Linked DNA regions of Homo sapiens: region 1 is linked to region 2. The links are chromatin loops, found by intact Hi-C in ENCODE. Cell type or tissue: B cell. All regions are shown on one strand. Links, peaks and the distances in the headings refer to the core of each region. The heading gives the core; the rest is flanking DNA. Region 1 has its middle 21 kb from the start of GALNT2. Region 2 has its middle 10 kb from the start of LINC01736.

Evidence for each region. A loop is a pair of places that touch in the nucleus more often than their neighbours do. Peaks named below come from ENCODE experiments on the same cell type or tissue, not always from the same donor. Only the 100,000 strongest peaks of a DNase experiment are listed, where the experiment ranks them.
Region 1: a loop joins it to region 2, with 2.2 times the contacts of the local background. A loop is called at or near these places in 4 of 110 quality-filtered maps.

The regions. Positions count from the first base shown.
Region 1 is chr1:230,039,004-230,054,418 of GRCh38, reverse strand. No RefSeq gene overlaps it. Among named protein-coding and RNA genes, the nearest start is that of GALNT2, 21 kb to the left of the region's middle. RefSeq lists an enhancer at 7,416-7,916. In B cell, for the core only: no CTCF peak of the experiment used is centred there; no DNase peak of the experiment used is centred there; H3K27me3 peaks cover 504 bases.
Region 2 is chr1:229,984,733-230,000,147 of GRCh38, reverse strand. No RefSeq gene overlaps it. Among named protein-coding and RNA genes, the nearest start is that of LINC01736, 10 kb to the left of the region's middle. In B cell, for the core only: no CTCF peak of the experiment used is centred there; a DNase peak (open chromatin) is centred at 6,887.

The sequences.
Region 1 (15,415 bases), core at 5,047-13,046, 52 kb before region 2:
AAGATTAATAGGTGATTTCAGGACCTGTTGGGGTAAGGGGACGAGTCCATGCTCTGCAGCTGGATGGGGTGGGGCAGATCTGAGCTCCAGTCAGGTCTCTGAGGGAGCAGGGAGGAATCAAACAAGAGCTGGCTGGGAAGCAGCAGCAGCTGGACTTGAGTGGGAAGGTTTAGGCAGGAAAGGAGACTCATGGTTAAAGACGCCCCCATAGCCCCAGACTTAAGGAAATGGGTGGACTTTAGTGAGAAGTTCTATTTATTCCATCAGCCATTCTCTATTAGGCGCTTGCTTTGTGCCAGGCACTGTTCTAGAAACTTGGGTTACATCAGGGAACAAAACAGACTTAGACTGGGTGCGGTGGCTCACGCCTGTAATCCCAACACTTTGGGAGGCCAAGGCAGGTGGATCACCTGAGGTCAGGAGTTCAAGGCCAGCCTGGCCAACATGCTGAAACCCTATCTCTACTAAAAATACAAAAAAAAAAAAAAAAAATAGCCGGGTGTTGTGGTACACCCCTGTAATCCCAGCTACTCAGGAGGCTGAGGCACGAGAATCACTTGAACCTGGGAGGTGGAAGTTGTAGTGAGCTGAGATTGTGCCTTGGTACTACAGCCTGGGTGAGAGGGTGGACTCTGTCTCAAAAAAAACCAGGCCGGGCACAGTGGCTGATGCCTGTAATTCCCAGCACTTTGGGAGGCCGAGGTGGGTGGATCACCTGAGGTTGGGAGTTCGAGACCAGCCTGACCAATATGGAGAAACCCCGTCTCTACTAAAAATACAAAATTAGCCGGGCATGGTGGCACATGCCTGTGATCCCAGCTACTCAGGAGGCTGAGGCAGGAGAATCGTTTGAACCTGGGAGGCTAAGGTTGCAGTGAGCCGAGATCACACCACTGCACTCCAGCCTGGGCAACAAGAGCGAAACTCTGTCTCCAAAAACAAAACAAAACAAACAAAAAAAAACCAGACTTAGGTCCCTGCCCTCCTGGGGTTCCTACTGTAGTGCAGTGGTGGATGGGGAAGGGAGGGACTGGCAGTAAGCATTCAACACAATGAGTAGGTAGAGTAAATACAAATTGGCCCTTGAACCACATGAGGTCTACTCATATGTGGATCTTCTGCCACCCTTGAGACAGCAAGAAGAACTCCTCTTTTCCTCCTTTACTTCAGCCTACTCAACATGAAGACAATGAGAATGAAGACCTTTATGATCATCCATTTCCAATTAATGAATAGGAAATGTATTTTCTCTTCCTCATGATTTTCTTAATAATTTCTTTTCTCCGGCTTACTGTATTGTATGGACACAGTATTTAAGACATATACACAGTATGTGGTAATTGTTTATGTTATCAGTAAGTCTTCTAGTCAACAGTAGGCTATTAGTAGGTAAGTCTTGGGGGAGTCAAAAGTTATACGTGGATTTTTGACCACGAAGGGGGTCAGTGCCCTAACCCCCATGTTGTTCAAGGGTCCCCTGTAGTGTGTTAGAAGGTCACATGTACACTGCACACAAGGACAGGTGGAGCAGGGAAGGGGAGAGTGACAGTGAGTGCGGACTCAGTGGCCACCCTGGATATGGTGAGCAGGGGTTATCTGAGCCCAGACTAGAGGGAGGTGAGAGAATCAGCCAAGCAGGCACCTGGGAGAAGGGCCTTCCATGCAGGAGCTAAAGCAGTCAGGCGAAGTCTCTGAGGCAGAGCTTGTCCAGCCTGCATGGTGAATTGAGAATAAGAAGGAAGAGGTCGGAGCTGGGTCAGAAGGTCACAGTGAGTTGGAGAATGTAGGATCCTGCAGGGTGCTTTCAGGATTAGCTTCTACTCTGAGTGGAGGGTTTTGGGCAGAAGAGCAAACACATCTGATGCTGGCTGCTGTGTTGAGTTTGATTACACAAGGCAGGGGCAGAAGCAGTCTTTCCGACCTTTTGGGAAACTCTTCCGCTTGCTGGTGCTGAGACCAGTGTGGGAGCAAGCAGAAGAGAAGAGCCAGCAGTGAGGGTGGAACCAGCAGTATTTCCTGATGGGTGGGAGGTAGGGTTTGGGAGAAAGAAGGAGGTAAGTTTGGTTCCAAGATTTTTCCCTGAGCAATGAAAAGTTGGTGGCTGCTCTCAGCTATATTACTTGTTCACAATTCCGGAGACTGGAAGTTCAAGATTGAGGTGTCAGCAGGGTTGGTTTCTCCTGAGGTCTCTCTCCTTGGCTTGCAGATGGCCATCTTCTCTCTGTGTCCTCACATGGTCCTCCCTTGGAGTGCATCTTTGTCCCGGGCTTCTCTTCTTGTAAGGACAGCATTCATATTGCAGTAGGGCCCTCCCTAATGAGCTCATTCTATTCTAACTTGCTTACCTCTTTAGAGGTCCTATCTTCAAATACAGTTGCATTCTGAGGTCCTGGAGGTTAGGACTGCAACATGTGAATTTTTAGAGGGAGACGGTTCAGCCCATAATACAGAGAGATGAGATTAGATCAGATTTCTTCCTGACATGGTAAAGTTAGAGGCAGAATAAAGCTGCAGTGAAGGTGGGGCAGGTGCCGTTAGCTAAAGCTTCCCAGCAAATTAAAGGTGAGATTGGAGGCAGCCATGATTAGAGGTACAAGAAACAGAACTCCCCAGCTTAAGCAAAATAGGGCAAGTACAGGAAAGTTGGTCAGGTTCCAAAGGGCTGGTTCCCAGAACTGGGATCTCCACAAGAACCAGGTTCCCACGCGGCCTCTCAGAGCCTCCCGATCTCTTTCCCTTGGCTTCATGGCCATCTAAAACATCTGGCTTTCTCCACTGCAGCCCTGACAAGGTCAACCTTGGCCCTCCCAGGCCTGGTCTCAGGTGGCTTCTCACTCTCACCACCTAAAAGATTTTAGGAATGATCCCTGAGGCTCAACTACAGAATCCTAGGAATTGAAAATCTGCTTGGCGGAATCAAGGAAAATGCCTACCCTGCTTCAAATAGTGAAGGCTGGGGGAGGTCAGTGGGGGACTGAATGAGAGAGCCGTGGAATGCAAATATGGCAGAAGGGCCCATTCTAGATGCACTGCTGGAAGGTGAGGGCTGGGGTGAGTAGAACAGAGCAGAGTTGGGAGCTTGAAGAGAGAGCCAGAAATCTCCACACAGAGAGCCAGTCCTTTCTCCTCCACAGAGAGCCAGTCCCTGTGGACATAAGCCGAGGGCTCAGGAGAGATGAGAGAAAACAAAGCCAGGGTCTGAATGGCTATAGGAGTATGAGAAGCAGAGGCACAAAAAAGAGAAAGTGAAAGTTCTATTGACAAGACAATTTAGACCAGGTAATGTTTTATCCAGTGCAATTACACAGAATGAGGCAGAACAATAGAGAAATAAGTGAGGTCTCAGACACTTTCAAGGGGCTGATGGAAATAATTTATTTTGGTATCGTTTCTTTCATGTTCTTAGAATATATTGGGCACTTCAGGCAACTTACTATAGAGTGTAAAATATATATTATATATATAACTGCAGAGTATATGTCTATCAAGTGGTTCAGCCCAAATGCAGAAACCAATTTGCTACAGAATGAAATGAATCTGCCCAAAGTTGGGGAATATTTAGAAATATTTTTAAGATATTTAAAAGTCGATATTTTAAAAATATTTAAAATATTTAAAAGTTGATATCAAAGTTGATATTTTAAAAGTATCAACTTTGGTTTTTTGTTGTTGTTGTCATTTTTTTTTTTTTTTTTGAGACAGAGTCTGGCTCTATTACCCAGGCTGGAGTACAGTAGAATAATCAGGGCTTACTGCAGCTTCAGCCTCCCAGGCTCAAGCCATCCTCTCATCTCAGCCTCCTAAGTGGCTGGGACCACAGACACACACCACTGCACCTGGCTATTTTTTTTTTTTTTTTTTTTGTAGAGATGAGGGTCTCACCATGTTGCCCAGGCTGGTCTGGAATTCCTGGGCTTAAGCAATCCTCCCACCTTGGCTTCCCAAAATGCTGGGATTATGGGTGTGAGTGACAGCACCTGGCCTCAGCTTTGGTTTTGATGACTGACATTTAACAGATGAGACTAGTCTTGCCACCTTCTTTGCCTCTCTCACCCATCAAAGGCAAAGAGCTACCTGTGACAAACGGTATCACAGCAGGCGTGTCGTACTCTCTTGGGATCTGAGCTTGCTTTTCTCTAACATGGACATCACAATGCCTATCCTGCCTATCTCTCCAGGTGACATAGGAGGGGCTCACCTGAAACACAGTGTATGCAAAGACTTTTCAAAGAGCAGAGTGAACGTATCCCCTAGGGTATGTGTGACATTCTCCTGTAGTTTGTTCTACAATGGTGGCAGGCAACTGTGGTGGTGGTGGACAGGGGTGGGTGGTCCTCTTTTATAGGCTGAGTCCCAAATACAGGCTTTGCACTAGGTGTCACTGCAGTGGAGGCAGGCTGGCTGTCAGCCCAGACCTGTTGGGGACTTGTCATGTCACATGTGATTCAACAACAACTGCAAGTGATGTTGACAGAGCTGGTCCAGATGCTGAATGCTGCAGTGCAGACAGTTTGATAAACGACTCGTGAAACACCATCTTCTATGCCTCTCCCTCATTACTTCATTCAGATATGTATTCAGGGACTTCTAGTCTTATTACTTTGTCCTCTGGACTTTGGTGCCACATTCTCAAGAAGGTGGCATAGCTCATTGTCATCAAGGGTTAAAAAATTAAATTCATTCTTTCATTTAATAAACAGTAGATTTTATTGCCCCCCTTCCTATCTATTTGCTTATTTTTCATGTCTTTGTCCCTGGCACCACAAGGTAAAATATGGTAAATCTGCAATCCTATGAGAAAAGCCCTAGACATCGGACCTCATTCTCTTGTGAATAACACCAGGGTACTCGCTCTCAGTTCAGCACAGCAGCTCTCTAGTAGAAGCTGCTGAAAGCCTCTGTATCAAGTAGGGAGCTCTGGTTGCAAGCCCAATTGCAAGTGCCTCATCTTGCTCATGGACCTGGAAAGTCTAGGTATGATGCTTTATTGTATTAAATACATTTGTCATTCTTGACTGCTCAAAATTGCTTAAACATCCTCTCCACATTTCTGGTCATTCCCCACATTGTAAATTCCTCCTTTCCAATGAAAAGACCCAGTCCCTCTTGCTGCTGGGGAAATAGATTCTATCACTCAGTTGCACTCTCCTATAACTTCTATTGGGAAGTAGGGTGACCAACCATTCTGGTTTGCCTGGCACTGAGGGAGTCTTGAATGTGAGACTTTCTGTGCTAAAATTGGCAAAGTCCTGGGTAACCTGAGCTGAGTTGATCACTCTATTTGAAGCCAGCTATAAAAGACAAGGGCCAGGGGCATCCATTGCGTTGGCCCAAGCAGAGGCTGCTCAGGTTGATGGCAGCAACAGTTTCCATTTCACATCAGTTCTGCAAAGAAGAGCTGGAAGCTGTCCCTGTAAATGCAGCCCAGAGACTACTTCCCACCATTCTCTGAGCCTCTGAATAGTCTTTATTGTATTACAGGCTTTAAACTACCTAAAGGGAGCTCTGTTGACTGACAAGACAGGCGGACTTCAGGTGTAGTTGGTCAGTGGCTTGGAGGTTCAGTGATGTCCTAGAAGGCTGTGTCTGCCTCTCTAGTCTTCTGTCCAGCTCAGGTGGCTCCTCTTGTGGTTTTTGGATGCCTGCCATGTACAACAAGGGCCATAACCTTTCCTCACTGATATCCAGTGGAAGAGAGAGAGTGCTTCTGGGTCATAATTCCAAGCAGACCCCAGAAATTTACCCTGATTGCACGGACTTAAGTCATACTTGTTTTAAAGTGTAGGCTTTATTATTATTCAGGTATGATGAGGCCAACAGGTCATGCAATGACCACCACTGAAAAGATAGTTTGTTACTCACAGTTCCTGAGATGAAGCAATCCCTGCTGGTGCAGGCGGAAACACCAAATTGGATCTCAGGGCAATGGGAGAGAGGGAAAAGCATGACCAGGACCCTTTACTGTGGTTTCCACAGGAAAGGTTAGGCAAGGCACAGTAAGCAGGCTTAGGACTGGCTAGTATGAATAATTTCAATGGGCTCTGGAGTGTAGGGGCTGGCCCAGGTTGGCTGTACCAGGCCCTGGGATGATTTAAGGCACAGGAATATTGCTTCCTGGAGTGCAAGAGCCAGATAGGAGAGGTGGCTCAGAGTATGAGCTCTGGATTTGTTAGTTTGCCTATGAAAGACCTGGGTGGACCTTTTGCTACTCTATCTCTGAGCCCTGGAAGAGGCAGTCTCTCTCCAGTCAGTGAGGACCTAGATGTCAGAGCATCAAGAATACAGAAAATAAGAAAATACAATTAATATAGTACTCTCACCAAAATAATGAAATGGCCAGAGGAATGGACAGTGCTGACTGGCTTAAGGTCAGTCAAGCATTTCCAAAAGTGCTTAGCCTGTGATGGAAAGAGGTAGATGCCAGAATTAAAATTGGTTTTCTGTTAGGCAATGGAGAGGTGGAAGGAAACAGACACTGGTGAGATCACAGTGAATGTCATGACATACATCTTGCTTTTACTATCTGTAAAACCTTAAGGTTTCGCTCAAAGATGACCACTAGCATAAAGCCTTCTGCAGACCCAGCCCACAGAAACTCTCTCCACTAAGTGTTGCTCTACTATTGAGTACACCATGCACACATAGATCCCATATCTTATTACATGGTAATGACTCTTGTACCCATCCGTCACTCCTACTATCCTGTAAGGTCATGAAGGGCTAAAGCCCTGCCTCATACATCTCTCTCTTGTTCTCCAGCAAACTATGGTTGCATGCAACCTCATACCCAGCATCACAGGCATTGCAGACAGCGTTACTGAATGACCAGTCCTTGATTTCAGGGTGTTTAAAGCCTTGCCTAACCAGGAACTCTGTTCTGTAAGAACTTGGACTACAAAAATACAAACATCTCCGTCTCTTCTTCTTTTCTTCTTCGTCTTCCTCTTTCTCCTTCTCCCCCTCCTTCTTTGTCAGTTGCACAGTGCTGAGGACTCAGGCCTCCAGCTTTCTCCAAGTAATCTTCACCTTATTGTTGTATGTCTGTCCTCTCAAACCTCCTGTTGAAATTTGATCTCCGTGTTGGAGGTGGAGACCAATGGGAGGTGTTTGGGTCTTGGGGGCGGATCCCTCAGGAATGTCTTGGTGCCATCCTCGAGGTAATGAGTAAGTCCTTGCTGTATGAGTTCCCACAAAGCTGGTTGTAAAAAAGAGCCTGGCATCTCCCCCCGCACCTCTTGCGTTCTCTCTTGCCTTACGATCTCTGCACAGGCTGGCTGCCCCTCAGCTTCCATCATGAGTGGAAGCAGCCAGAGGCTTTCACCACATGCCTAATCTTCCAGTCGGCAGAATCACGAGCCAATTGAACCTATTTACTTTATAAATTACCCAGCCTCAGGTATGCCTTGATAGTAACACAAATGGTCTAAAACATCAACACGTTGGCCCACTCTTCTGTCCTTAAAGACCAGTCATCACGGAGCATCTTCCTCCCTGGAAGCAGATGCCATTACCTGCTTATTAAAGGCTGAGTGAGGTTAGGTAGGGGGATGGCCAAGACTGGCTTCTGATATGGAAAGAGGTTCTCCACTTGGATCAACAGAGCAAGCAGTTTGAAGTAGAAGTCATGGCTCATTATTCAAAGGCTTCTTCCCATCATGTTCTTTCATGTGGGGATGAGAATTGAGAAGATAACTTTTCTTCTTCAATCAAAGAGAGCTCACAGTTAAAGTACTGAAAGAGAAAACCTGTCATTTTGAAATGAGCAGGCCAGTTGTCTCAAAGGAAATTATCAGCATATTTCAAGAACAGCATTGTTAAAGCAGCCTTGAGAGCTCAAAAGCACGAGAAATCAAACACTGTAAGTTAAACAGAGGAGATCAATCAGATCCTAGTGCAGGGGGCTTGGAACTCAGAGACATCCGCAGCAGGCGTTTTCCTTGATTGTTTCTCAGCTTCCTTTGCAGCTGACATGATTACAGAGAGGCCCAGGTAGCAACTCCTCACCTGAGAAACGCGAGTGGATGCCCAGGAGGGAGGAGCTCCCGCAGTCCTCCCAATAACCTGAGAAAGCAGCACCATACCGGGAAACGGAACAGAAAGGTCCACACCCCAACTTTTCCCAAGAGTATTCTGTGGAGCACCTGAATCATGAGATGCTCTGTAATCAAATACGTTTGGGAAACGTTATACACTCTAAATCCCCTTACAGGTACATTAGAGATTTTGGCGTGTCAAAAGCCCTGAGAAGTCCTGCAATAGAAGAACCTGTTTAACTGCTGCTAAGCCCAGATTTCTCAAACATATTTGGCCAGACAATTTTCTTTTTTACTCCAGAAAACATCCTGTGGAACTAGCATTTCCTAGCACACAATTTAAGAAACACTGCCCTGCCTCATTTTCAGGTTTCAATTTGGCCACCACTTTCAGACTCTTCCCCTCCCAAGACTTTTTTTTTGAGATGGAATCTCACTCTGTCGCCCAGGCTGGAGTGCAGTGGTGCAATCTCAGCTCACTGCAAGCTCCGCCTCCTGGGTTCACGCCATTCTCCTGCCTCAGCCTCCCGAATAGCTGGGACTACAGACGCCCGCCACCATGCCCAGCTAATTTTTGCATTTTTAGTAGAGACGGGGTTTCACCGTGTTAGCCAGGATGGTCTCAATCTCCTGACCTCGTGATCTGCCCGCCTCGGCCTCCCAAAGTGCTGGGATTACAGGTGTGAGCCACCGCGCCCGGCCTCCTCCCAAGACTTTCTAACAGAACCACTGTAAAGTTTGAAAAGACCCTGCAAGTCAGGCCTCGCATTAAGGGAAAAGTCCAGCACTGTCTAGACAAGGGGTCAGAACAAGGCTACAGATGATCAGTGTGGGGTTCCCAGGGCATCATGGCCCAGACTCTGGTGGAAATGAGAGTGATTCGCAGGGACATGGCGGGAGAGAAGGCCTGACTGGTTGTGTAGACTGACAGCCCTCGATGGGGTGTGTGGGAAAGCCACAACTCTGTTCCCATGAGGGGCTCCGGAAACTCAAGTCACCTCAGGCAAATCTGGATAGAAGACAGTGGCAGTAGATTCTATGCCCCCAATAGAGAGGATGTTTCTCCTAATACACAGTGTGTCATCATCATCCTTGGCTCAGGGCTTAACAGTGTGAAGCGGATAGCTGTCAGGCACCATTGCAGACACCTGGGTGGGACTGAGACCACCTGGAAGGACACCTGTACTGACATAAAAAGCAGTGAATTAAGAGGTCAGGAGCCTGCCTGGCAGACAAAGTCACTATTAATTGCTAATGCCAAGAGAGAAGGTAGGGAGTCAAGGCAAGGAAATGAAGGGCACTGTGCCAGCTGTGTACAGTCATGTGGGTTGTACGCTATACGGGGAGCGGGTCAAGGGGGTGAGCAAGGGCTAAAATCTAACCTAGGTTCCATCTGCCAGGCTAGAAGCCCTCACATGGGACTACACATAAAAGGAAGCTTTTACTAATTCACACAAAGTCTGACAGGGACCCAGATGCGCTGGATGCCAAACGCTAGCTTGTGAAGTGAAAGGAACAGGGGGATCTGGCTGGGGTCTTTCAGCACACTCGCCATGCAAAATTTGGGCAAAACATGGGTAAGAAACTGACACTGTAGGCAAATCCAAAAATCCCAAGCTGGCAAGGGCTGGCAGCCAAACGAGACACAGAGAAAAGGACTCAGGTCTAGTCAGCCCAGGTGAAGTCAACTGTCCTAACAGTGCCTCTTTGAAAGCTCCAAGTCTCCGCCCTTGGGTACTCTTTCATAAGGGTTGACGGCGTGGTTTTGACCTACACATCTGACCATGTGTGACCTCTTCTTTGTTTGTTTTTATTTTTGTTTTTCGGTTTTTTTTTTGAGATGGAGTTCCGCTCTTGTCTCCCAGGCTAGAGTGCAATGGCATGATCTCTGCTCACTGCAACCTCTGCCTCCCAAGTTCAAGTAATTCTCCTGCCTTAGCCTCCCGAGGAGCTGGGATTACAGTCATGTGCCACCACGCCTGGGTAATTTTGTATTTTTAGTAGAGACTGGGATTCTCCATGTCGGTCAGGTTGGTCTCGAATGCCTGACTTCAGGTGATCTGCTCACCTTGGCCTCCCAAAGTGCTGGGATTACAGGCATAAGCCACCGAGCCCACCCTAATTTTTGTATTTTTAGTAGAGACAGGGTTTCACCATGTTGGCCAGGCTGGTCTCGAACTCCTGACCTCAGGCGATCCACCCACCTCAACCTCCCAAAGTGCTGGGATTACAGGCGTGAGCCACCACGCCCAGCCTCTTCTCTGTTTTTAATAGAGTAACAAGAGCCAAGGATCTAAGGAAGCCTTTACAGCCAGACCTGGGAACAGGACTGGAAATGCAGCACCTTGCTCTAATGATATTTAGAGACTGCCCAGAGGAATGACTTTTCAACAGTGCTCAATGTCTGTGAACCTTGGGTTTTATAGAACATGGTCTTATAGGTCTCATGGTCAAGGGCATCATTTCAGACATGTTTAGTGCTGCCATTCAAGTTACGTATTTCTTTGAGGGACATCATGACTAACCTACGGCTTACAATATGTCCCCTCTCACCTGGTCACCAGTGTTTTTTTTTTCTTCCCTAATCAGCTCTACTTTACCCTCCCTGCCTCCTCCAGCTGATCTTTAAACTTTCACCATTTTCTTTTGTCACATGCCATTTTTACTGGATGACTGTACCTCCCACAATATACAAAACATAAATGTCACCAGAAATGAGCTTTTTGAAGCTTTCTACCAAGTATCACAAACTTTAGTTCTAATGGCATTTATTCTTTGCTCATTCTCTCTTGTCTACAGAAGAAAATCTCTTTTCCAACTTAAAGAAAAAGATTCACTTGATTCTGCCTGACCTTCAAGCTACTTCTCTCTTGCTCTCTATCACAAAACTTGTTAAAAGAGCATCTGAGACTTCCACTTTTGCCCATGAAGGACTACTGGGGCCGGAATTACCCTCCCACTTTACACAACTTGAAAACTGGACAAAATGATAAGAAATCATGTTTTTTTTCTTCAGAAATTGGACAATAGGCAGTACAAGATTGAGACTGCTGAGCGAGGGTGACAAACAAGATAGCCCTACAGTTGCCCCAGCTAAGTGCCAGGAGGCAATTTCCAGGCTGTAGCGCAGGAAGCAGTTCCCACACTGTCTGAGGATTACACTGAGCTCAGGAGAAAGAGATCAGAAGTGGGAGGGAGGAAGCCAAAGTGGTTAGAATTTGTGGAACAGAATACTGAAGAAAAAAAGAAGGAGCTGCACCAAGAAATAGCTCAAGAAACCTGTGGAGGAAACCAGGCACACCTTTAGACGAACACTGACCTGCCCACGTGTGAAAGGGAACTACCTGGACCTGGGTAACTACTCTGCAAGGCAGTAGGCTAAACATTCCTGGTGCTCGCACATAAGCAGGAATAATTTGTGTTCCCACTAGCCAAATGGACAGACCTTGCAATAAATACACAAGACAGGAAAATACCATCTTACTAGTTGGGATAAATTATTAGCCTTAGACTGAAGGCTGACTCAGACATGCCCCCGAAATGCTTGATAGCAGGCTTGAAAGGAGCAAACTGATTCCAAATAACTTAATTGTCTACCAGAACTAAGTCCAACACTTTTTAAAGGAATCAAAAGATTCAGCACCCCCAAAATGTAAATCCCAAAATATTCATGATCCAATAAAAAATTACTAGAAATGCAAAAAGCAAGAAAATTTGAACCATTATCAGGAGACAAAGTAACCAATAGAAACACCCAGAAATGAAAGAGATGATAGAGATGACAGAATTAGCAGATCAGAATATTAAAATGGTTACAAATAAGTTCCATTGTATAAGAAAGTAGAGGAAAAGGATACAATGAAGCAATAAATGAAAGAATAAAAAGACATGAGTGAAGCTTATAAAGATGAAGAATACAATATCTAAAATATAAATACAGTAAAACATTAAGTGGGATAAAAGGGATAATTTCATAATAATAAAGAGATCAAGTAATCAAGAGGATATCAAAATGCTAAATATGTATTAACCTGATATCCCAGCTTCAAAAGAAATTAAAACTGATAGAACTGAAAGAAGAAGTAATCAAGTTCACAGTTATAGTTAGAGATTTCAACATCTCTCTCAATGACTGATGGAACAGGAAGAAATAAAATTAGTAAAAATATAGAATATTTGAACAACACTATCAACCAACTTGTCATTTATGTAACACTCCATCTCAGAATAGCACAATATACATTATTTTTAAGTGCATATGAATCATTTAACAAAATAGACCATATTCTGGATCATAGTATAAGTCTCAATGAATTTAAAAGGATTTAAGTCATACGAAGTATGTTTTCTGACCACAAAGGAATTAAACTAGAAATCACTTACAGAAAGATACCTTAAAAATCCTCCCAAATGTTTGGAAATTAAACTACATACTTCTAAATAACCCCATGAGTCAAACAAGAAATGACAAGAGAAATTAGAAAATATTTGAACTAAATAAAAATGAAATTATTTGCACCTTAAATATATACAATAAACAAAGAAGAATCTCTGAGGGTGAACAAAATGAAAACGTAACATGTAAACATTTGTTGGCTGCAGCTAAAACAGTACTTAGAAATCTGTAGCATGTTATGCGAATGTAGGTAGATAGCTTGAAAATGAATGAACTAGCTCTCCACATAGCCCTATATGTATTAGGGAAACTAAATTTATAGCTTAAAACTTAGTCTTAGCAAATTAAGGCTAAGTTAATCAGAAGAAACAAAATAGTAAATAGTTAAAAAGAAACTAACGAAATAGGAAACATAACAACAATAAAGAACGATCAATGATAGTAAAAGCTGGCTGGACCTGATGGCTCATGCCTGTAATCCCAGCACTTTGGGAGGCCAAGGCGGGTGGATCACCTGAGGTCAGGAGTTCGAAACCAGCCTGGCCAACATGGGGAAACCCCGTCTATACTAAAAATACAAAAAATGAGGCAGGTGTGCCGGTGTGCACCCAGCTACTTTGGAGGCTGAGACAGGAGAATTGCTTGAACATGGGAGGCGGTTGCAGTGAGCCGAGATCGTGCCACTGCACTCCACCCTGGGTGACAGAGTGAGACTCCGTCTCAAAACAAACAAACAAACAAACAAAACCCACAAAAACCTAAAAGCTAGTTTTGTTAGAGGATAAATAAAATTTATAAGACCCTTCCCCTGTGAAACTAATAAGACATAAAAAAGATAAGAGATGAAAAGATAAAGAAAAAAATTTATAAAGAGAGAAGACACAAGTTACTAATATTAGGAATAAGAGAAGGGCCACCACTTCACCTTTGATAAATATTAAGAAGATATAAGGGAAAGGGGTGGACAATTTATGTCAATAAATTCAGCAAATGGAATAAAATGAAAAAATGTCTTGAAAGACACAAACCTCACTTGGGAAGAAATGTTATCAATAGCCCTGTATTTATTAGGGAAATTAAATACATAGTTTAAAACTTCCTTAGAATAAAGAGAGTAATTTTACAGTGGAGGAACCTGGCAAGCCTGACCTCAGCAGGAGAAACTTAGTATCAACAGTGATTCCAGTTGATAGTGCATACCGTGGTGTGATGTGATGGCAATGGCGCTTTACCTCTGTAGTCTTCCTCTCAAAAACCCATCGTCCCAGTATAGTTTCAGAAAACATCAAACAAAGCCCAACTGATGGACATTCTACAAAATTCCTAACCCATATTCCTCAAAACTGTCAAGGTCATCGAAAACAAGGAAAGTGTGAGGAAACTGTCACGACCAAGGGGAATCAAAAGAGACGTGATGACCAGAGGTAATGTGCTACCCAGGATGCGATCCCAACAGAAAAAAAGACATTCAGTAAAAAGAAAAGGTGAATGAAATATGGACTTTCGTCAATAATAATGCATCAGGCCTGGCTCCGTGGCTCACGCTTGTAATCTCAGCACTTTGGGAGGCCAAGGCAGGTGGATCACTTGAGGTCAGGAGTTCGAGACCAGTCTGGCCAACATGACAAAAAACCATTTCTACTAAAAATGCAAACAAATTAGCCGGGTGTGGTGGTGTGCACCTGTAGTCCCAGTTACTCAGTAGGCTGAGGCAGAAGAATCACTTGAACCTGGGCAGCGGAGGTTGCAATGAGCCAAGATCGCACCACTGTACTCCAGCCTGGGGGACAGAGCGAGACTCTATCTCAATTAAAAACATAATAATAATAATAATTCATCAGTATCAGGTCATAGTTGTGACAAATATACAATGCAAAATATCAATGGTGGGGAAACCAAGTATGAAGTATATGGAAACTCTTGATACTATCTTCACATCTTTCCTGTAAATCTAAAACTATCCTATGATAAAAAGTTTACTGAAACACACACACACACACATACACACACACACACACACAAAGAGAGAGAGAGAGAGAGAGAGAGAGAGAGAGAGACAGAGAGAGAGAGAGAACTCCAGGCCCAGATGGCTTCACAGCTAAATTCTATCAAATATTTAAAATATAAATAATGTCAATTCTACACAAACTCTTCCAGAAATAGAAGAGGAGGGAACTTTTTCAACTCATTCTTTGAGGACAATATTGTTCTGATACCAAAACTATACAAAGACAGTAGAAGAAAAGAAAATTACATACCAACATCTTTCAAGAACATAGTTAATGAAAATTCTTGACAAAAAGTTTAGCAAATCAAATTTAGTAATATAATCCAGAATACATGATTATGAAGTAGGATCTCTACCAGGAATGTAAGGTTGGTTTAACATGTGAAAAATTAATGTAATTCATCACATTAACAGATTTAAAAAGAAAAACTAGGCTGAGTATGGTGGTGGTTTATGCTTGTAATCCCAGCATTTTGGGAGGCTGAGGCAGGAGGATCTCTTGAGGCCAGGAGTTTGAGGCCAGCCTGAGCAACATAGTGAGACCCTGTCTCTACAAAAATGAAAAAATTAACTGGGTGTGGTGGTGTACACCTTCAGTCCTAGCAACTCAGGAGGCCGAGGCCAGAGGATTGCTTGAGCCCAGCAGTTTGAGGTTGCAATGAGCAATGATCATGCTACTGCATTCCAGCCTAGGTGACAAAGTGAGACCCTGTCTGAAAGAAAGAAGGAAAGAAAGAAGGAAGGAAGGAAGGAAGGAAGGAAGGAAGGAAGGAAGGAAGGAAGGAAAGACAGGAAATATAGTCATCTCTATAGAAAGACCATTTAATGAAATTTAATACCCATTTATGATTAAAAACACTCAACAAATAGAAGGGAAATGGAATAAAAATAGAAGGTAATTTTTTCTCAGCCTGATAGATACATGCTTAGTGATGAAAGACAGAATGTTCCACCTCTAAGATCTGGAGCAAGGGAGGG
Region 2 (15,415 bases), core at 2,691-10,690:
CTGTGCAGGTGCTGGGGACAGGTAAGCCCACTTTAATTAGAAACAAGCCTGGCCCTGGGTTGAATCTCTATCTAGCTCCTCTGAAGCCAGGGTAAGCCTTTACTCAGATGCTACATCCCACTCTGTTTGGGAGCTGAGAAGTGACCACATCAGCAAAGTCCAAGCCTTTCCTTAGCCCTACCAAGTGGGTTTCACAAAGGAGGCATTCCCGTCCAGTGAGGGAGGTTGAGCCTCCCCTCTGACTGGCATGCGGTTCCCCCAGGTTTGGGCCTTGGCTACATCTGGGAACATTGCTGCTACATACTGGAAGCATCACAAAAGCCACACTCAACAAGCATCCGCCGACTCTACCAGTTCCTTAGTTAGATTTAAAAAGGAGACCTGTGCTTCCTGTTTCCCGGCTGAGAAAGGCCGCTGTGTCTTCTTATATTCTTATTATTCCCAAAGGGCTGAGTTCTCCTCACTTTCTCCCACCTCCCCTCCGAATAAATAATTCACCACGGGGCTGAAATAAAATATGTAGTCAAAAGAGAGGGAAAGCAAGGGAGCAGAAATCCTGCAGCCTTGATTACAGTGTTAGCTTCTGCGAAGGCTGTAGTAAAGTCTGCATGGGGTGGGTGTCCCAGCAGGGGCCGGTCACTAGGAGCCCGCACTCCACGGCTCTTCCACTGTCACTCCATTTCCTCATTTTCAGCAATGACATTTCAGCCTCTGAGTGGAGGGCAGGTATTTGTCGAGGCAGCTCAGCAAATACATTTGACCTTTAGAAGAAAAAAAATAAGAGATCAGGAGACAGAAGAGAGGGGAAGAAATTCTCAGTGCATTATTTCCTTTTCTCCCTTTGGCAGAACAAGTGCTGAGAAAGAATTGCCAAGAGGCAGCGTCTGCTCCAAGTGTAGCGATTTAGTACGAATTCATGATTTCCCTTTTCCTTATTTCCCTTTTGATTAATCATGGAAAGGTCTGAATGTTTTCGTTAAAGAATTATGGCCCAGAACTTTCCTTGGCAGTCAGTTGCAACTGCTTCTAAAAAGGTTCTTGTAGTTCTTTGAGGCTGCTTCTCAGAGCGTTGGAAAATGGTGCATAACCAAAGTGACTCAGGCCTCTTTCAGGGAAACTGGGTAATATTAATTCTCCTATTTCACAGCTGCAAAACAAGAGATGAACTGAGGTTAAAGGCCCAATTCAAATAGCTCTAGCTCACGTATCATGGGGTCTGGAGATTTAAGGGGAGTACATAGGGAAGGAACAGAAAACAGACCCTGGGTTGAGGTGGCATCTCCTAAAAATTGTTATCGCACCTATTAAAGCCTTTATTTCTCACCTTATTGGTGAGCAAGCAACAGGGCAGAGATGTGCTGCTTCCCTGGTGACCACTCTTGCCACTGATGGGGCCATGGAAGAGCCACTAGACCCGGCTGGGCACAGTGGCTCGGTCCTTTAATCCCAGCGTTTTGGGAGGCTGAGGCAGGAGGATCACTTGAGCCCAGGAGTTCAGGGCTGCAGTAAGCTATGATTGCACCATTGTCCTCCAGCCTAGGTGAGAGAGTGAAACTCTGTCTCAAAAAGGAACCACTAGATCTAAAGCCAGGAGACCCTGCTCAGCCTGGCCTGGCTTCCAAGGCCTAACCTCTACTTCTCAGAGTGACTCGGGCGAGTAACTGCCCCTTCTCTCTGGACCCTCACAGTAGGGAGGGCTCAAAAGTTCTGCATGATAGTCGCTGGTCATAGCAATGTGGCACCACCTCCCCTCAGCCCTCCATAATTCACTTATGTGTTCTTGGACAGATCATGATAGCAAATACTTTTATGGCATTTACTCTGTGTCAGGCTGTACACTAAACCTTTGCATATATGCATGAATTTTTTTTTAACCTTACAACAAGTAGTGGTATTAACATTCCCATTTGCAGATGAGGACACTGAGGCACAAAGACATTGTGAAACTAACAGATTAAGAGTTTAATGCACAAAGAGATCACCTTCCCAAACTCACACTACAGTGCGGAGCTGAGCGAGGCAGCCTGGCTCCAGCGTCAGTACCTTGCCCTGATAGCTCTGTCCTCTAGCTTGATAGCTCTGTCTCCCATCTGCCCTCCTGGGAGGCTACTGGGGTCAATAGTCTTTTGTGCATCTTTTCCAAAAATGTTGCATGGCATTGATGCATATAAATAGACACAAATACAAATTGTAGCATTTATACTCTTCCTTTTTGCACCAAATACAATGACATAATTTATTTTTTTGAAACAGAGTCTCACTCCATCACCTGGGCTGGAGTGCAGTGTTGCAATCTTGGCTTACTGCAACCTGCGCCTTCCAAGTTCATGCAATTCTCCCGCCTCAGCCTCCCAAGTAGCTGGATTACAGGCACCCACACAACCATGCCCGGCTAGTTTTTGTGCGTGTGTGTGTGTGTTTTTTTAGTAGAGATGGGGTTTTGCCATGTCGGCCAGGCTGGTCTTGAACTCCTGACCTCAAGTGATCCACCTGCCTTGGCCTCCCAAAGTGCTGGGATTACAGACGTGAGCCACCACATCCAGCCAATAACATGATCCTTTTATATAAACTCATATAGAGCTGCCACATTCTTTTTAACAACTGCATAGTATATTCCGTCATATAAACCATAATGTATAAACTCACTTCCTGATGCATATTTAGGTTATTTTCATTATTTTACTATTACAATGAATACAGCAATGACTATTCTTGTAGATATATCATTTTGCATTAAGTGCAGTTTGTACAAAATGACTGCCCCAAAGATATTCACGTTCTAATCCCTGGAACTTTTGAGTATGTTATGTTATATGACAAAAAGGATTATGTAGATGGAATCAAGGTTATAGACCTTAAGAAACCAAGGTTACCCAGGATTATCTGGATGAACAGCCTCATAACATGAGCCTTTGTTATGGTCTAAATATACGCATGGCCCCTAAATCGTATGTTGAAACCTACTCCCCAAGGTGATGGTATTAAGAGGCGGAGCCTTTGGGATATGATGATGTCATGAGGGTAGAGCACTCTTGGGGTTAGTGCCCTCGTAAAAGAGGCCTGAGACGGCTGGGCGCAGTGGCTCATGCCTGTAATCCCAGCACTGAGAGGCCGAGGCGGGTGGATCACCAGGTCAGGAGATCAAGACCATTCTGACCAACATGGTGAAACCCCCTCTCTAGTAAAAATACAAAAAATTAGCTGGGCTTGGTGGCATGTGCCTGTAGTCCCAGCTGGCTGAGGCAGGAGAATCGCTTGAACCCAGGAGGTGGAGGTTGCAGTGAGCCGAGATCAGGCCACTGCACTCCAGCCTGGGTGACAGAGCGAGACTCTGTCTCAAAAAAAAAAAAAAAAAGGCCTGAGGGAACTTGGTTGCCCCTCCCACCACGTGAGGACACACAGAAGATACCATTTCTGAGGAACAGGCCCTGGCCAGTCACTGAATCTGCTGGTAAGGAAGACCTTGGACTGCCCAGCCTCCAGAACTGTGAGCAATAAATTTCTGTTGTTTACAAATTATTTTACCAAGTCTCAGGTATTTTGTTATATCAGCCCAGACAGACTAAGACAGCCCTTCAAAGCACAGAGCTTTCTCCAGCTGGAGGCAGGAGGGATGAGGGAATGCCAGAGAGATTTGAATCATGAGAAAGACAACTCACCATGGCTGGCTTTGAAAAAGAAGGATCCTTGAGCCAGGGAGTGTGGGAAGCCTCCAGATACTGAGAAACAGTCCTGGCTGGCAGCAGCAAGGGATCAGGGACCTCAGTGCTATGATTGCTTGGAACCAAGTTTTATCAATAACCTGAATGAGTCTGCAACTGGATTCCTCACAGGGCCTCTAGATAAGAGCCCTGGTCAGCCAACACCTTGACTTTAGCCTTGTGGGATCCAAAGCAGAGAAACCAGCTGAGCCATTTGGCTTTCTGAGCCATAGAAATGTGAGATAATAACTTTGTGGTTTTTTAAACACGAAATTTGTGGCAATCTGTTACAGAAGCAATAGAAAACTAGAGCACTGCTGATTACTTACAAGTAGAATAGCTGAGTCAAAGAGTACATGCATGGACAGATACTGGCAAATAGCTCCCCTTGAACTGAGACCTGCCTGAAGATACCTACCTTCTTGGAGCCTCACTTTCTATACCAGAAAAATGGGAATAACAACAACCTTGAGGCTATTGTAAGGATGAGAAAAACACACACACACATTCATATGTGTATACACACGCATGTATGCATACTTACATGTATGAGCATTGTATTAGTTCATTTTGCATTGCTGTAAAGGAATACCTGGGGCTGAGTTATTTATAAAGAAAGAGGTTTGTTTGGCTCACAGTTCTGCAGGCTGTACAAGCATGGTACCAGCATCTGCTCAGCTTCATGGAGGACTCAGAAGCTTTTACTCATAGGTATAAGTAGTGGTCCTTCTACCATGTGCACACACACGTATATTAGAGAGAACACTTCCACACTTTGCTTCTCGTAGGTGTGTTAGGTTGTTTTTGCATTTCTGTAAAGAAATACCTGAGGCTGGATGATTTATAAAGAAAAAAGGTTTATTTGGCTCATGTTTCTGCAAGCTGTACAAACATGGCACCACCATCAGCTTGGCTTCTGCTGAGGACCCCAGGAAGCTTATAATCATGGTAGAAGGTGAAGCAGGAGCAGGCACATCACATAGTGAGAGCAGGAACAAGAGAGCAAGGAGGAGGGCCCAGCCTTTTTAAAACAATCAGACACTGGGTGAACTAAATGAGCAAGAACTCACTTATCACCAAGAGGATGGTGCTAAGCCATGCATGAGGGAGCCACCTCCGTGATCCAAACACCTCCCACCTCCAACACTGGGAGTCACTTTTCAACACGAGATTTGGAGGGGACAAATATCCAAACCATATCAGTAGGTCTTCCATAAGTGACAGTTACTATATAGTTTCAGAATTAATTAAAATGCATCTGAACATTGTAGCCAACAGTTTACAGATGGAAAACTAGGCTCAAGATCGTCAGGTGATATGCCCAGGGTCAGGCCACAAAAGATGTGAACCATTATCCCCTCAACCCCAGCAGGGTGTGTTTTCACCCTGCTGACCTTGTCTCCAGATGCCTGGGGGCAGTGACAGGCCCCCTTTCAGGGAACAGGTGTCCTTTCCAGGTTGAGCACTGTTCCACACAGCCCATTAACATAGTGTCGCAGCCTGTCCCCGGGGGGATTACAATGTTCTCCCTGCCGCAGAATTCTAAAGGTGCCTTGTATTTTCTTGTGGTGCAAGGATTTGAGTGATGAAATACAGACTTCAACAAGAAATGTTGCCAAGACAACAAGGTTGCAGAACCAAGACTTTTTCTTTCTTGGAAAGAAATAGAAAGGATTATTATAATTTACCTCTCTTTGGGGGCAGGCCAGACTCTGGATAACATGAAACTTGAGTTGAACCATTTTTAGATTATTTATCTAAGTGGCTTCCAAATTTCATTTCACATGCTGCTGTATCAGAGTCACCTGGGGTGCTTGTTGGGAACCCAAAGTTGGGGTCCTCCTTTGACTTGCTAACTCTGAGTGTCTGGGATGAGGCCTGAGAAGCTGATTTGGAACAAGCTGCTCTGTGTGATTCTATTTGTATCTGGGTGTGGACACTAATGTTCCAGCATCTTGGATGGAAGACAGTGGTCCAGGCTGCATGAGCTGAGTGATAGGAAGCCCCTAGTAGAAAGCTCTTTCCTTGGAGCCACGGTCCTTCTCACTTGAATTGCCACCAGTTCAGAATGCCGTCTCGAAAAATAAAACTCAATGCTTTCATCAACGTGACAGCTTTGCAAGCACTTGAAGGCAAGTATATCCACAGTGTCAGACAGGCTCCCCAAACTCCTCCTGGGAGGCCAGAGCCTTCTTCTACCTCCCAGCTGCCCTTATGGCAGTGCCTACCTAGGCTTCCTCTCTTTGCTTCCACATCTTTTTGTTCATTTCATTCAGGGGCCTGTTTTCTTCCATGTCAGGGCTCTACAGGGCTCTGCTCACGCCAGGCTGATGTGTTCAGGAGTGCTAGTGGATTGATGTATCACTGCACTTCTACATATGTTGTTAACTGGCGTCTTCTGGTAGTAAATCCAATGGTTGCTGTGATGGTGAGAATGTCATCTGCTGGTGGCATGCAACTGGAGGGGACACTGGGCTGTGGAAGAGCCGGAGAGGGCACCTGCAGTTCTAGTACAGTGTCCATATCTACAATAAATTCTGAATTTGAGATGATGAAAAAAGATGCCTGCATATCACTGTCTCATCATTCTAATATTCCAGTTGTCTTGGTTCTACCCCTGTTCTAACCACTTCTCTGTTGAAAACTTGGGTTTCCTGCCCCAGTATCCATTCCTGTTCATTTTATCTATAGGATCAGACATTGCTTGTTCTTAGTTATCGATGTCTCTCTCCACTTTGTGGTCACATGGTGGGAACATTCCATGGAGATGTGGGTTATGAATTAAGTTCTCCAAGAGCTTCCGTCATCTCTTAGACCCATAATTCAGGTAATAGGTGAAGTGTGGCTGTGGGGCACAACCAGGCAAAGCATTTTTTACACACATATAACTAAGGAAACACAGGCTGGAATACCATCTAATCAATTAAGCTTTTTCCTTCCCTCTTTTAAAACATGTATGAATGTATATGTGTATGTATATAGACATACATACATATATAGACATACACATATACATACACATTATATATGAATATAGACATATATTCAAACAACAATGAATATAGACATATATTCATATATAATGAATTTATACAAAGTCATATATAATGACTTTCAGAGACACCAAGAGATCAAAGAACAATGAATCCATTTGAGAGAAGAGAGAACTGAAACTCAGAAAAGGAAAATGAAAGTCAGGCACAGTGATGTACACCTATAATCCCACCTACTTGGGGGGCTGGAGTGGGAGGATCACTTGAGCACTGGAGTTCAAGACCAATTTGGGTAACACAGCAAAACCTCACCTCAAAAAAAAAGTACAATTATATCTCTATAACTACAGAGTTAATTGTAGTAATTGAGTTAGAACTAGAATGTGTAGAATTTTTTACTGTATTTTATTACTTTATCGTATTTCTCATTAGGTAATATACATGGTTCAAACATCAGAATGATATAACAAAGATATATACTGAGAAGCCTGCGTATGCCTCTGTCCCGTCTACCTCCTTCCTCCCCATCTGCCCCACCCTCAGCTTTGTTTCTTGGGTATCCTTCTAGCCTGTCTTCTTGCAGATATAAGCAAATATAAATGCATATCATTATTTTGCACCCTTCCCAAAGGTAGCACGTTGAATACACTATTCTCTGTTTTTTCACTAATGAAATCCTAGAAAGCTTATTCTTTATTATTATCTTTTTTACAACTGCATTATATGTAGTCCCTTCTGTGAATGTACCATAGTTGTTTTTTGTTTGCTCTAACAGCTTGATTAAGATATAATTCACTTACCATAAACTTCATGCACTTAAAGTATATAATTCAGAGGGTTTTTTTTTTCAGTATATTCAGAGATGCACAACCATCACACAGGACCATAGCTTTCTAACCAGTTACCTCGAAGAAACAACTTGGGTTACTTCTCGTCTGTTACTGTTACCCCCACCCCTGAGAGCTGCAGCAAACATTCTGGGTTTTGCCTCTTTGTACACATACTTGGTCCTTCTCTAGGACGGAGATAAAAGAGCAGAAGGATTGAATGTCACACACACTGAAAATGTTGATAGTTACTTTGTTTTCCAGGTAGATGGTGCTAATTTATTTTATCACAAGCCACAATGGAGATGACCCTTCTCCCCAGTTCCCCTCTGGGGCAGGATATATTTTTTTTAAATTTTATACTTATGTGAAGAATAAAAAGTGACATATCATTGTTGTTTCAATTTAGGGTCAATTATACTTCTACTCTAAAAATACACTTTCCACAGTGGTGGCCGGCCTCCAAGATGGCTCATGAGGCCCCAGGCCTCCCTGGTGTGTTCTTCTCCCACAGTGAATCGGAGCTGGCCTGTGTACCCGACAGAGCTCAGCAGGAGTGATGTGTATGACTTCCAGGGCCAGGCACCACCTGTGCTTGGACCAATTGCTTTAGGGGGAGCCAGCTGCTTTATCATGAAGACTCTCTGTCCAGAGACCCATGTACCAAAAAGCAACTAGGCAACACCAGCTCACCAGCTGTGTGAGTGAGCCACTTCCAAAGTGGATTCTTCAACTCTGTCAAGCATTCCGATGACTGTGGCCCCAGCTGACATCGCCTGCAATCTCAGGAGAAGCCCTACACCCAAAGTACCTGGCTGAGCTACTCCTGAATCGCAGCTTTCAGAAACAGTGAGAGGTAAAAAAAATGGTGATTGTTGTTTTAAGCCACTAAGTTTTGGGGTGATTTGTTATGCAGTGATAGATAATTACTATATTCATCAATGTGCAAAGCATAACTGCTAACTCTTAAATGGTTTAATAGAGAGCGAGCTATAAATACACACACCTTGACACAAAAGGAATTACAAAAGTAATGGTGCTTTCTATCTCAGCTTTCACTGTTATTGGTAATTGTTTGCTGTGGTTCTCATTTTCCCTCTTCTGCTTTAAGGAGACGTTACTGGCATGCCTGCGTACAGTCTGTGAGTGACAGACAGCCGCATATCACTCCTGAGTCCCAAGCTGTTTGTTGCAGCTGGATTCAACTTTTCAGCTTTCCCAGGAGGTTTGGGATCAAGACTATTAACCTCCTGACTTCCCCTGATCTGACAGCAGGCGTCAGTTTGCCTCCTTGGATGTAAGTGCCGGGGGCCAAGAGGAGCTTCCATCCTTATTCTAAGGGCTGTATTCAGTGGAACATGTATTTTGGGTACAAGCATTTCTGGACTTGCGTTCTGGCAGTGGCACAAATTGCTTGTGACTGTTTCCTTTCCAAATGGGACAAACATTTCGTTTTGTTTTGTTCCTACCTGACCCACTTCTCCGGCCCAAGACCTGCCCTTTCTGGTCTCCTCTGCATTGAGCTGTCCTTGGTGTTCTATGCGAATGTGTCTAGCTTAACAAAAAATGGATAGAGAACAGAAAATCAGTAGTTGGCATTGGGAGGCTCTTTTGTCAAGAAAGCTATTAATTTACAGCCACATTCTGCAGTTAAAAAAAAATCTCAGTTATAGAAGAGCCTCATGCAAAAGAGGAATGTGCCCACAGTTTTCTCAGGAGCCCGTGGCAGCCTGCTTGTCAATATCCACACACTCCCTTCACTCAAGCAACCTTGATATAGAGGTTACTTTGAACAGAGCATTAAAGATTGATGAGCGATGAACCACGCTACCAGGGTGCTGGCAGTTTTCAAGCCTGACTTTTCTAGAGACTTGTCAGAGTAGCCAGATATTTCTATTTTAAAAATCTAAAAACTCATTTCAAAGGCCAAGTTTTAAAATAGGGCCATATGAATGTTTTCCTCATGGCCGCAATCCCTCTTGCATGCAGAGACAACATTTTCCTGCGGTGTGAGAGCTGTGCTGTCTGATAGGGTAGCCACCAGCCACGTGTGTCGATTCCAATCTAAATTCAGGAGCTGGAACACCTGCAAACCCAGCACTTTGGGAGGCCTAGGCAGGGGATCGCTTGAGGGCAGGAGTTCAAGGCCAGCCTGGAGAACATAATGCAACCTTGTCTCTACAAAAAATAAACAAAATTAGCTGGGCGTGGTAGCATATAACCGTAGTCCCAGCTACTTGGGAGGCTGAGGTGAGAGGATTACTTGAGTTGGGAATGCTGAGGCTGCAGTGAGTTGAGACGGCACCACTGCACTCCAGCCTAAGCAACAGAGAGAGACTCTGTCTCAAAATAAATAAACAAACAAAAAAAATAACTAGGTGCCATAGCTCAGCCTGTAGTCCCAGCTACTCTCAGGTACTTGGAAGCCTGAGGCAGGAGGACTGTGCAAGGCTAAGAGTTTGAGACAAGCCTGGGCAACATAGCTGGTCTTTAAAAAAATTTTTTTTTTTTTAAATCAGCCAGGTGTGATGGTATAGTCTCAGCTACTTGGGATGCTGAGGTGGGAGGATTGTTTGAGCCCAGGAATTTGAGGCTACAATGAACTTTGATCATGTCACTGCATTCCAGCCTGGTTGACAAAGAGGGACTCTGTCTCTTAAAAACCAAAAATGTAAATTCAAAATCATTAATATTAAACTAACTTAAAAATCCAGTGTCTCAATAACACTAGCCATATTTCCAGTGCTCATTTGCCACATGTGGCTGGTGGCTGCTATGCTCAAGAATGCACCTTGTAGAACGGTTCTATCACTGTGGAAAGTTCCATCAGACAGCTCAGCGTTGGGGTTTTGCTTGGTGCTCTGTGTGGAAACAAAACAGAAAAAACATTTCCCCTTCCCATCAAAGGGCCGAGAGTGCTAGAGTCAGACTTCTCTGTCTCAGATTTAACTAATATTTCCTAAATAGGGAAATAGGAAGTCTCTCTCCTAAGTAGGGAGACTCAATGGTTAAAAATAATCAAATTTTGGCCAGGCGCAGTGGCTCACACTGGTAATCCCAGCACTTTGGGAGGCCGAGGTGGGCAGATCACAAGGTCAGGAGTTTGAGACCAGCCTGACCAACATAGTGAAACCCCGTGTCTACTAAAAATACAAAAATTAGCCGGGCATGGAGGTGTGCGCCTGTAACCCCAGCTACTCAGGAGGCTGAGGCAGGAGAATTGCTTGAATCCAGGAAGCGGAGGTTGCAGTGAGCCGAGATTGCACCACTGCACTCCAGCCTAGGTGACAGAGTGAGACTCCATCTCAAAAAAAAAAAATCAAATTTTTAATGTTGACTATATACAATGGCCAAGAAGTAACTCTTCTGTGTTAAAATCAAACAACAACAAAAAAGAACAATAGAACATAGGTTCTTGTAGTAGATGTGTGTGATATTTTGATGAATGGAAGAGAGTGAGTGCTTTCCTACCTTATAGAAGCAATGCTTAGAAGAACTCCTTAATGCTTGCAAATGCTATTGGAGGTGGAAAGCATTGTTTTCTAAGTGCCAAGCGCTATTTCACTATTTATTAATATCAGTATCAATAATAGGAAAGCAAATGCTGTCTTTCTGATGGGCTTTCTTCTGATAAGTGAGTTCCAAAATGTATTTTGTGCATCCAGCTCTTCTAGACTTTAAAAGAGGGAAATAAAACAAACTCAAAAAAGAACATATGGAAAAACTGCAAGGGAAATAGACACTGTCTATTTATAAGGTAAGAGGAGCTCCGTGTTTTATGCATGTCTCGCACAATCTCAAGTTACAATCAAGAATACCCCTCTTCAGGGAGCACTGGGCACCTTAGGAATGTGTACTGACTTCTTGCTGAACAGGAACAAACCTATTTGAGTGGCATGCCGTGAGCCAACATGAATCGATACCAATCAGCCATAAAAGTAATAGCTAACATTTATTGAGAGCTACATCCCAGGCTCTGGGTAAAGTGCTTCATACGTATTATCTCATGTAATCACACAATTATCCAGAAGCTAGGTACTATGTTTTTATCCCCATTATACAGATATGCCAACTGAGGTAACAGAGGGTTTCCTGAGGGCACTGGGAAGGTAGGAGGAGGCCAGGGAACCAAAGTTTCGTGGGTGGAGTTTCGCAGTCTATGGAGGAATTGGGCTCTAATGGGTTCTAGAGGAAGCCCTGAGCAGCCGTGTTTTGCTGTCCAAAAGGGAGGGCAATCTGCTTGAGACCCCAACATTCATTGCCAGCTGAGGCTGGGATTAGTGATCCAGGCAAGAGAGAGAAAAGAATTCACAAATGAAAAAAAACAAAAACAAAAACAAATCATGGTTTTCTGGAGCCTCAGGGATTTCAACCAGCTAAAAAAGAGGACATTTGGAAAACTAGAATAGCTGTAGAGGGGTCCCCAGTGTCTTCAATAGCAGACGTTAATGCTTGGAGGAAATGAAAAACGGTACTGAGAGAGTCAGAAGGTTAAATAACTCTTAATTACCATACCCCTAGGTGCTCACAAGGTGGAACATTTATGAAACTCTTTTCCGTGGCAGAATCCTTAAACAGGCTCATCCTCCACATCTTCACGATGCTCAAGGGATGAAAAACTTCACATTCAAATTTCGCAAAGCAAGAAGCTCCCCCCCACGTTGGTGGATATTTGGGAAGGAAGGTTCTAGATGAGCTCAGAACCAGGAGTTTCCCTAGAGGAGCACTATATATAATCTGTTCTGAGAGGCTTTTGGACAATGCATGCAGAGGATTAGTCTGGAAGGATTTGTGCTGCTAGCAGGTGCTCTATGATTCCCACAGAAGAAAGGGCTAGTCAGATCCTAAACAGAGCTGCCTTGTCTTACGGAGGAAGACTTCTAGGCAGAGGGGATTCACAGAAAGATTTCTGGGACCCACCCCTTGGGAGCCCCGGGAGTGGGCCCAGGTTCTGCGCCAGCGGGAATGTCCTAGAGCCCATTGTCTTCCTTTTTTCTTCTCTAGAGCTGAAAGAACTCCCAACAAAGCACAAGGGGGTATTTAGGAGGCAAAGCCCTGCCGGCTCTGGTTTCTGGCTGCCCCACCTTTATCATGACACTGTGAGTTGCCATCCACCTTGGGGTCCCAAACTCACTAGTTGGGGCCAGCGACGTTATTGGTGGATTCCTTAAAGAGTGGAAGTTGAAAAAGATGGGAGCGAGGGGAGAGTTATTCTTATTTTTGGTGCCTATTAGAAGAGGTAACAGCCCATGTGATGACATTTAAGCTTGTTGATATTTTCCCCAAACCTTAATTATTTTCATGTAAATGACAGGAAGATTTTAGATATTAATAGGCCAGTGAACAAGTTACTTTTATGTCCCCCAGCTCCTTTCTTTCTGCCCTGTTAATTCAGCCTTGGATGTTCTCATCTTAGGGCAGGGGAGGAGCGTAAGTGCTGGGAACAGCTTGGGCTACCTGGTGCATGGTACGACTGGGTGTGACATCTGGGGTGTGTGATGGAGACACCAGACAGATGTTACAGGGTGTGGGCACAACATCTTAGCTGCTAGAACTTGCAAATTCCACCAGATAAGCAAACTGTATAGCAGGAGCCAAGATTTCAAAGACTTTTCTATTACTTTTTTTTTTATTTTTCAGACGTGGTTTCTATCTTCAAGGAGCTTTCAGTCCTGGGGCAGAGGAAACACACTCTTGTATCTGTGTCCTGTGTGTCTTCATCACCACAACATAAGTTCCAAGAGGGCAGGACTGATCTGGCTTGTTCCCTGCAGTATTGCTAGCATTCAGAGCAGTGGCAAGCAGTAACAGATGTTCAGCTTGATTTGTTGAATGAATCTAAAGGAAAAGACAGGGAGACACAAGAAAGATACACAGTATTGTGGAATTTAGCAGGAGGGTGAGCTTAACTACTACTGGAAGGATAAAGACATTATTTACAAAGAAGGTGCAGTTAGTGTTCCAATTGTTTTATCAAGTTAACTGAATTTACTACTCGTTAGTTAACAATGCACATAAAGCCTGCAGCACTTCATCAATTCTACTAAGTGTGGAGTTTCCAATTGTCCATGGAACCAGTCCTGAACTCACCCCAGAATTCTTTTTATTAAAGCATAATCTCTCTGAAGGCACAATTTAGAATATGCATGTACATTTTCTTTAATACTCAATTCCAAGTACTTTTCATTTTATGCTTGCAGATTGTAGATTACATGAAGTTGTAGAGAGGTATATGTTTACTAGAATCAAATGTTACTTGTGTCAAATCTAAGGGTGACTTCGAACATGAGGCCAGACACTTGGTTTTGCGTAGAAGATCATAGGAAGTTGTGCTGCAACAGTCATTTCATTCAGAAGATCTGTAGGTGAGTATCTCTTGGCGGGATGGAGTTCTAATGAATGCTGGGGAGTCTCATTAGAGAACTGAAGGCCAAACTGAGCCATCTTTGCACAGTTGCTTGAAGGTGGTAAGACGGACAAAGCAAATTCTCAGCTATGTGATTCAGTAGATACTGTCCAGTTTTGAATCATGACAACCAAGCATGCCACAATATTTATTTACCAAACATTGTGTGCAAGGCCCATGCTGTTTATGAAAGAATATTTACATAATGAATTGTGTGACACAGCCACTGCCTGTATGTAGCTTGTGCATCCAAAGGAACACATCATATGGATAGAGCATATGAAGCAGTAAGTGGTAAATGCCGAAGATACACTGGTTCCCACCCACCGCCCCGTCTCTGCCTTCCCCAGCTCTCTGATTCCTGACTGCAGTTTCAGTCCCACTCCAGGCCTGGAGTCAATTCTGACAGGCAGGAAGTGTATAAATAACCCTAGCCCTGTTCACTTCCAATGCATGTGGGATGTTGTGCAAAGCCTTAGAAGCGTCTGACATAGAATGCACGTTCAACAAGGGACGTTTGCATGAGTCCATGGTATGTTCAGGTGTCCAAGAGTGAATGAGAGGCAGAAAGCAGTACAAATCACAGTGATGTCGCACAGGAGGTAGGATGATAGGCACATACAAGGATACATGGAAGTCATGTTTTAACTGCTTAGGTAGGTCAGAGAAAGCCTCCCTGGAGAAAAAAGGTCTGGCCCCAGTCTCGAAAGAGTTTGCCAGGTGGGCGTGGGAGGCATTCCAGACCCAGCGGATGGCAGCAGGTGTGCATTAGGAGGCTATGAGTAGGGTTGAGCTTGAACATGGTGGAGGGGGAGGGGGCGAATTGGGGCTGAAATCCAGGTCAGGCTTCACGTGCCAAGTTGTATGTGCTGCCTGAAGGGACACATGGAGGTATCCTTCACTGTAGGCACTATGTGCACACCGTGCCTGGGCAAGGAGCAGGAGCAGGAGTGGGTAGCACAGCCTGGCTGTGAGTGACATGGTGGTGAATGAATGAGTGAATGGCTACTCTCGGTCCAGTGATGACCCACGGACTCTGCCTTCTCCCTACCTAATACTTCTGTTCCTGCCAAGCACAGGTGCTGTGGGGGTGGGGTGGCTAGTGCTATGAAGAGAGGTGCATTTTCTGGGAAGGACTGAAGACTGAGCTTCAGACCCTTCTCTGGCTTTGAGAGGGGTCACAGCAGTGTGTTCATATGATCACGTGTTTTTGTACAATTGCAAACACAGATATTTCCGTGTTCTTTTTCTTAGGCTCTCAAAATTGCACCACAAACACTGGGATCTGCCCTTGGCTATGAGCAGGGGTTGGATCTTCATCAACCCCAGGCGTCCGAGTTGCCTGAATTCACAGTGCTCCTGCCCCTCCTGCTGATCAGCTTGAGGACTGAGCTTCTGCCCTGGTCCTGCACAAAGTCCAGTGGGTTGTGTTGATCATCGTTGCTCCAGGCCCCTGTAAAGACTAGACATGTGCTCTGAATTGCTGGC